Regions from separate parts of the Mus musculus genome. Here region 1 is linked to region 2. Evidence: chromatin contacts called from ENCODE Hi-C or POLR2A ChIA-PET data. All regions are on one chromosome and are shown on one strand. The core of a region is the stretch at or near the end of the contact, and the rest is flanking DNA. Distances in the headings are between cores, read along the strand shown. Region 1 holds the start of Ubl5 (ubiquitin-like 5). Region 2 holds the start of Zfp317 (zinc finger protein 317).

Region 1 (3,908 bases), core at 663-3,162, 1.0 Mb before region 2:
CGGACTTTCTTTCCGAGACGGTCGTTGCAAACCACCTCAATCATTGTGGCTGGAGCTACACCAGGTGGAGGGAGGGATGAAAAGCAACAGAGTCAGGCCTTTCGGGGTCGCCCAGGTTCCTAAAGCCCCTTCCTAGGTTGAGCTCTCTGGTCACAGTTCCCCTAACACCAGATGCAATCCCCTGCAGCCCCAGTCTACAGTTTCAATTGCCCGGACTACAGACAGTCGCGACTCCGCCCCTTAACTGCGGCAGTCCGGGCCCCAGACTCACCCGGCTTTGCCTCCCGCAACCCCTAGGTTCCCAAGTCTTGGCAGCTTCCCGTGATCTCGGGCCTCTCATTTTAGCCTTCTCACCTCCAATATCCTCGAACCTATCGACGACACAACTCGTAGCTCGAGCGAGGAACCCCGGCCGGAGTTAAGCCTGCAAACAGGAAGCGGAAGTGATATAACGGAACCACCGGCCCTTAGGTGCTTCCGGGTTCCGGGCTAGGATTTGCGATTCTGTTGCGCAGTGTGGATGAGCTGGGACTTGCTAAGAATGGATTTACAGCGGACGTTGGAACTGGTGTTGGAGATTCCTTCATCATGGAAGAAACCTAAAGGATCTCAGCGGCGGGGTGCTCGACTACTCCCAAGCCAGACAATCCTCCTACCGCGGAATCCCGGCTGCAGGTGTGCCGAAATGGAGTCATGCAGGGCCTGTGGCTTTCTGCTTTCATTCAAAGCTCAGCCTCAAACCCTGTGCTTGCTTCCCCGCCCCTGGTCGTAGTGACCGTTTCAGAGACTCCAGGGGTGCAGGCTGCAGTTGATGAAAACTAAGTCGGATCCTGGTTGAGAGGCCATGCATGTTGCGTACCACTCCGCGTGTCCGTGTCCTGCCTGCGAAGATGTTGGAAATAGCATACGGGGAAAGAGCTTTTGCTTTGATTCTTTAATCTTGTTCCAGATTAAAGAATCGCGAGAGCTGGTGGGAGAGGAATCCCTTCTTAAATTCAACCAGTTTTGCCTCTATTGAGCGATTTCTTCTTAGCAGACAGGATTCTTAGCAAGGTAAGCATATATTGACTCAAGAAAAAGAAAAGTCTTACCCAGCGCCTTGTGCTTACCTAATACGACTTATACAAAATTTAATCCTTATGCGTAGGCAGCAAAAGGCATTATTCTTGCTTTCTATTGCGGCTGTGGCCACGCCTCCCTGGCTTGGCCGTCCTGCTGGCCCCTCACTCCCATCCCAGTCACACCTTTCAGTTTCGAATGAAGTCCTGTTCTGTGTCTTTAGTGCTTAGATATGTTCCAGTCTCCCCAATGCCTCGTTTCCGTCCTGAAAAGACTTCTCAGGCTTTACCGGATTCGTTTCCGTCTCGAAAAAAAACTTCTCAGGCTTTAAGTCTCTTGGCATACATACAAGAAAAGTGGTGGGGTTTGTTTTTCTTGTTTTGTTTTGGTATTTGTTTTAGTGTTGGAGGTCGAACCTAGGGCCTGCTAAGCATGCTTACCAGCCAAAGGCTCTCCCACTGAGCTGCACACCCAGTTCCTGGTTTAGCTCTTGTTTCTGTCTCCAGCGATGCTTTTAGGGCCCCCGTCGCTGCTCTTATCCATTCTTCCAGTCATAAGTCTCCCAGCCTGTCCCTTTGTCGCCCAGCCATTCCAAACTTGATTCCATCCCCTATATCGGACCTTGTTCCGCCTAAGCTAGGTTTTACAAGTTTAGTCTTCAGGCGCAATTAGGATCCCTAGTCCTTGAGCCCCTTCCCACACAAGTCATGGTTTCTGGGTTTGTTGCTCTGTTAACTTTTCCCTGCTCAAGTCATGCCTCCTGGGTATACATACGGTCTGGTCGCAGGCTGATCTCTGCCTTGGCAGTAACCCTAAGCCTTTTCCAGCACAAGCCAAACCTCCGCACGCCACTAGTCGCTTAGCTCTAGACGCGCCCCTTGTCTCTTCCTACTGAAGCCACGCCTTCCCATTGTTGTGGACGGCCTCCAATCAGCTCCTCTGCCGCTGGCCACACCCTTCCACTCGGCGGCGCTTTTTCAAATGCTAGTACTTTGGCCTTGTTTGCAACGCCTGCTGCCCTTCGTCTCTGTCTTTTATCCTCTCTCCCAGAGTCCCACTTTGGGAGTTTGCTGCTTTTCCTCTGACTGGCCTCCAGGCCCCCGGGCCCCCGGGCCCCCGGGCCTCCTGGCCCCTGGGCCCCTTGGCCACGCCTCAGGACCACTCCCCGCCCGTCGGAGCCACGCTTTCTAGGCGTGTTGCTTTCTTCATCCCAGCTTGCGTGGGGTCTACCTGCCTCTGCTCGCCACGTCTCCCGGCTATGACTACGCCCTGAGCCCCCTCCTCGCCAGAGTCACGCCTTCTGGGTTGTCTGCTGACCCCATTTGGGTTTGCTGCTTATACTTAGCTCCACCTCATGGCCACGCCCCCGAGGCATTCTTCACCTTCAGCCTTCTGGATTTGCTGTTAGCCTTCCTCTTGGCCCTGGCCACGCCTCGTGCCCCCTCCTCCACCAAGCCACATCCAGGTTTTCCTAGAGTCACGCCTTCTGGGTTGTCTGCGGACCCCTTTTGGGTTTGCTGCTTATACTTAGCTCCACCTTATGGCCACGCCCCCGAGGCACTCGTCACCTCCAGCCTTCTGGGTTTGCTGTTCGTCTTCCTCTTGGCCCTGGCCACGCCTCGTGCCCCCTCCTCTCCCAAGCCACATCCAGGTTTTCCTATTTCCAGTTCCATCCGCTAGCCAAGCCAGTCAGGCCTAGTCAGTCTCTAGTCTTGACCTCTAAACGGTCGTCAGCCCGCGCCTGTCCAGTCCCGGGGCCTCGGGCACTTTCCTAGAAAAGTAGGGATTCTCGGCGGGCCTCTGAAAGTCGCGCCGGTTTGGCCAGTCCGACCACCCCAGCGCTGTCCAGGGAACGCGGCCTCGCCGCCACCGGAAACGGAAGCGTGCGACAGCTGGACCATGGCGACTCTGTTTGACCTCCCAGACTTGGTGCTCTTGGAGATCTTCTCTTACCTCCCTGTCCGGGACCGGATCCGCATCTCCAGGTGCCGCCCCGCTCCTCGGGGGAAAGAGCCGGGCATGGGCTCGGCAGGAGATGCGGATCCGGTCCTAGCGGGCCGGGGTCGTTCTAACGGCCGGTCCACTCCTCCAGGGTCTGTCACCGCTGGAAGAGGCTAGTGGATGACCGGTGGCTATGGCGACACGTCGACCTGACGCTCTACACGGTATGCGGGACCCGGGAGCGGTGCGGGGAGAGCCACCCCCTGCCCTGGGACATGGGGGTGGGGGTTGCTTTATTTTGCTTTCTAGTGTTTGTTTGCTGTTTGTTTTATTTATTTATTTTTGATAGTTTCTTGAGGCTTTTATTTTTCTGGATTTTCGTTGGTGTTGCTTCTTGGGGGGCTGAGGGGGTTGTTTTGAGACAGGGCCTCTAGGCCAGGCTGACTTCAGCTTCCTATGAAGCCGAGGCTGAGCTTGATACCTACCTCGACCTTCTAAATATTGGGATTAGCAGCGTGGGCCCCATGTGTGGTTCCTGTGCTACTGGGAATGCAATTTAGGTTTCTTGAATGCTAGGAAGGAACACCTCTGAGTCACGTACTGGTTTCCAACTAACCACCCCCTGCAACAACCTCCTGAGTGCTGAAGTTACAGCTGTAGGAGAAGGCCCAGGAAGTGTTTGGGTTTTGTTTGTTTGTTTGTTTGTTTGTTTTCTCGAGGAAAAATTTCTCTGTAGCCCTGGCTGACCTGGAATTCTGCTTCTCCAGTGCTGGGACTAAGGGTATGCACCACCATACTCTGCTGGTTTGGTATTTAAGTGAGTTCGTGCTTGGAATTTTTCTGCCTGTCCTAGTGCCAGCCTTTACCTCCCCTTCAATGCTCAGACCTCAGTTTCTCATCTAAGATAT
Region 2 (3,785 bases), core at 602-3,101:
AGAGCAGAAAAAAAGAAAACACAATAGAAGAGTACAGCAATACAGAAGGAAAAGAAAAGGACGATAAAAACAAACAGATGAACAAAATTAAAAACAACAAACAAAAAACAAAACACCTCCAGAAAAAGACAAGTTCCTTGACATAAAAATAGAAAAAATTCCAGCATATGGGAAGCCAATTTTACTTAAGAGTCAGAAGGAAAGCAGGGTCATCTATGATTGTGCTAGATAAACTCACTACCAATATTTCAAATCTCCATCCAAACCAGGATATAACAAATGTGTATAATTAAAAGGAAGCATATTTACTTATTTTAGTCAGGTGACAGAACTGCCTATGAACAACATCCAAATACTGTACTAAATTAGTAGAAATATATATTTTAGAAATAATCTTGATCTCAAATTCATAAAGTATAACAGCTTGAAGAAAATGTTATTGAAAACACAGGTAAGGAACAACAATATGAACCACAGAATTCTAAGGTGGGGGATAGGGGACTTTTGGGACAGCATTTGAAATGTAATGAAGAAAATACCTAATAAAAAATTAAAAAAAAAAAAAAAACAAGTAGAAAAAAGGTTGAGAGGAAAAAAAAAGAAAATACACTTAAAATCAAATTGCTCAGCTATATAAACAGATTAACTATAAAATTTAATGGCATAAAAATGTCAATATTCTAAAGACTAAAATACAGACCCAACACACCTTGGAGAGAGAAATGCAGCATCTGGGTTTTACATCTCATTTTAAAATATAAGGTGTGACACTATTGAAAAGTGACTACCTTTTGAGTTTAAGATACTTGGTGCAATGGGATACTTGGATCAGTAGAAAAATGATTTCATTAAAATACATAATAGTATTGGGGGAACAGCAAAATCCACATATTTCACTATAGGGGAGAGAAAATATGTACTATAACAAGAGCACACGAGTCTTTAATGATCTCCATCATAATCTAGCTTATAAATTCACTAAATGGTCATCGTTTTAATATTTTTTCATAATATAAAAATTGCCATTTTATTTAAAATTTAAGTGTTCAATTTCCCTGGCACCTATCATGTTCATTATTGTGTAACCATCATCACTAACTTCTAAAGTCATGTTTATTACTTACGGATACCATTGTCACCTTGTAGACTACAAACAAAAATTTGGCCTCTGCAAAAAACATAGCTATTGCTATCTTTAATTATCTTTAATTATATGTTTATTGAAGTTGTGGCTTTTATATAAAAGCTTGGAAAAATATTATGGAAAAAGTTCAAAGTATTTAATTAGATTAACTTTCAAATTAAATTACAACTATGTTTACAAGTAATTTATTCACATGAGGATTGTCAGCCAACAAACGCATAAAGCAACTGATGATTTAACATAATAGAAAAGGTATTAGGCAAGTTTCACAATAACAAAAAGAAAAAGGTGTGCACATATCAATGATAGTTTTAGGAAGGAAACCCATGCTAAGAGCAATCACTGTCATTCCGACACCCCTGAACATCCTGGTCTACATATTTTAAAACCTCTCCTGGGTCGCCAGGATGGGGACCTCAAGGCACGCCTCCTAAGGTTTCTGCTGTCCTCATCCCGGCCACAGCCCTCCGCTTCCTGGAGCTAACGGGTTAAGTGACGAACCACGGGCTTACCAGACTGAGGGTGGAATCCAGGAAGCGGAAGTCTCCGCGGCTAAGGCGGAAGAACTAGAAGTTCACGCAAGGCCCCGGAATGCTTCAGAACGCTTCGGGGAACAGGAGGGTCCAAACACAGGGGAAACCCCAACTATCCTTTCGCACATGTGACTTCCACTAGCTCCCCGAAGCAATGGCTTCTACTTCACGTCCGTCTTCGAAATCTCGCGAAACTTCATAAGCCTTTTATAACGTGAAACCTTCACGGCGTGCATCTTGGGAAATGGAGTTTGATAACCTTAATGAGCCGTGCATTCTTGGTGAACTAGGAACTCTCGCGAAACCGATTAATTGCTTCTAAATGAGATTGAAATGGTTTATGGGAAATGTAGTTTCTACGTTGGACGGCCCTGACAAGGGTTTATGGGAAATGTAGTTTCTAGTTGGACGGCCCTGACAAGGATGCTCAAGTAGAATATATATATGTGTGTATGTGTGTATGTGTGTATGTGTGTATGTGTGTATGTGTGTATGTGTGTATGTGTGTATGTGTGTATGTGTGTATGTGTGTATGTGTGTATGTGTGTATGTGTGTATGTGTGTATGTGTGTATGTGTGTATGTGTGTATGTGTATATGTGTATATGTGTATATATGTATATATGTATATATGTATATATGTATATATATGCTTTTTCCAAGTTCTAATTGCACCACATCATCTTATGGGCCTGCCTTCAGCTTGTTCTTCTTTCTAAGATCATCAACCTGAACCTGTTAGCAGTCACTCTTCCTACTTTAAATATTGTATGCAATCACTATAACCCATAACCCATACCTATACCCCCAAAACTACACTGCCTTACTTAAGATATTTAGACACATATTTAAATACTGAAAACACACCCAACCTAACCTCAAATATAGCAGCTTTATCAACTTGTTCGTTTCAAAATCGGTGTCAACACAAAACTACTCTTGCCGCAGATAAATTTGTTCACAAACAAATACCAAAGACCATGACCCAGAAACACCAACTGAGGGTGTGACAAAAGACAAATTTTTGCCAAGGAACTGCACACATGGGATTTTATTAGTCATAGAATGAAAAGAGTGAAAGATCAAGGCATTTAATAAATATGATGGGTGATAGATTAATATCTTGCAGAAAAGTAGGACAAAAAACTCTGCTGTGTATCTGTGTTGCTATCTATAGCATTGTAAGTTTTTAGGATTGATTAAGATTATTCATGTCTTAATAATATATGTTAAAGAATTTCATAAAGGTTGTTCAGCCAGATATAGGGATGGGCAATGAAATGAACTGAGGATACTGGAAATTGCCTAAGTTAATTTGATTTATGATAGTATTTGAACTTCACATGAAGTTATAAAGTTCTCATAACCATAGTATTTCTGCATTATCAACCTATCCTCTCAGCATGGACCATGAAAATCATGATACTATTAAAGATTAAAGAATCTTCAAAGTTAGTATACATTTGTATTCTCTTTTTCCTTTCTTTTCTTTTCTTTTCCTTTTTTTCTTTTCCTTTCTTTTCTTTCTTTCTTTCTTTCTTTCTTTCTTTCTTTCTTTCTTTCTTTCTTTCTTTTTTTTTGGCAGTAGGGAAATTTCAGATAGTAGCAGTCAACATTTTTATACTTCTATTTGTCAACCTGCATTCACTAATTCACAAAATATTACTCATTTTACCTTGAATGGGTCAATTTAACACTAGCATCTACCACACTGAGAGTCAAAAATGTTACCAGGTAGCATCTGAGACATACAGCAATGATTTCCAGGCTCTTGCTGTAACTCTGTTGCTGTTTGAAGGTAAAATTGTAGCCACAAGCTTATGTAGCTGACCAATACAGGGACATCTGTTTATGCAATCTGTGTAACCTTTAGGAACTGGAACTTTGATAGAGTCACTAGAGTGGGTAGGTCTTGAGGTTTGAGAGTCTGATTCCGGTTCCATTTGCTCAGTGCTTCTTAACAGCAGATGCAATATGACAAGCTGCTTTATCCCCTACTGCCAGGATTTCCCAACCAGAATGGACTGAATCCTCTCAAACTATAAGCCCAAATAACTCTTTAATTTTAAGTTACTTCTTGTTATTTATGTTGTCACAACAATAAGGTAA

What was found. Hi-C counts contacts between places; a loop is a spot of excess contacts on that map. ChIA-PET counts read pairs that join two places held with the same protein, here RNA polymerase II (POLR2A).
Region 1: a map of heart shows a loop between it and region 2 (5-fold over the local background). The contact joins the promoter of Ubl5 here to the promoter of Zfp317 in region 2. A Hi-C loop is called at or near these places in 1 of 37 maps with a recorded cell type or tissue (heart). POLR2A ChIA-PET finds 5 or more read pairs at or near these places in 1 of 5 experiments (embryonic stem cell).

The regions. Positions count from the first base shown.
Region 1 is chr9:20,641,340-20,645,247 of GRCm38, reverse strand. Ubl5 (ubiquitin-like 5) reads right to left here and starts at 1,912. Exons shown (of 5, transcript NM_025401.4): 1 at 355-1,912; 2 at 1-55. The coding sequence starts at 44. It overlaps Fbxl12 (F-box and leucine-rich repeat protein 12), which reads left to right and starts at 2,442. Exons shown (of 3, transcript NM_013911.3): 1 at 2,442-3,044; 2 at 3,152-3,224. The coding sequence starts at 2,959.
Region 2 is chr9:19,620,157-19,623,941 of GRCm38, reverse strand. It overlaps Zfp317 (zinc finger protein 317), which reads right to left and starts at 1,851. Exons shown (of 9, transcript NM_172918.4): 1 at 1,657-1,851.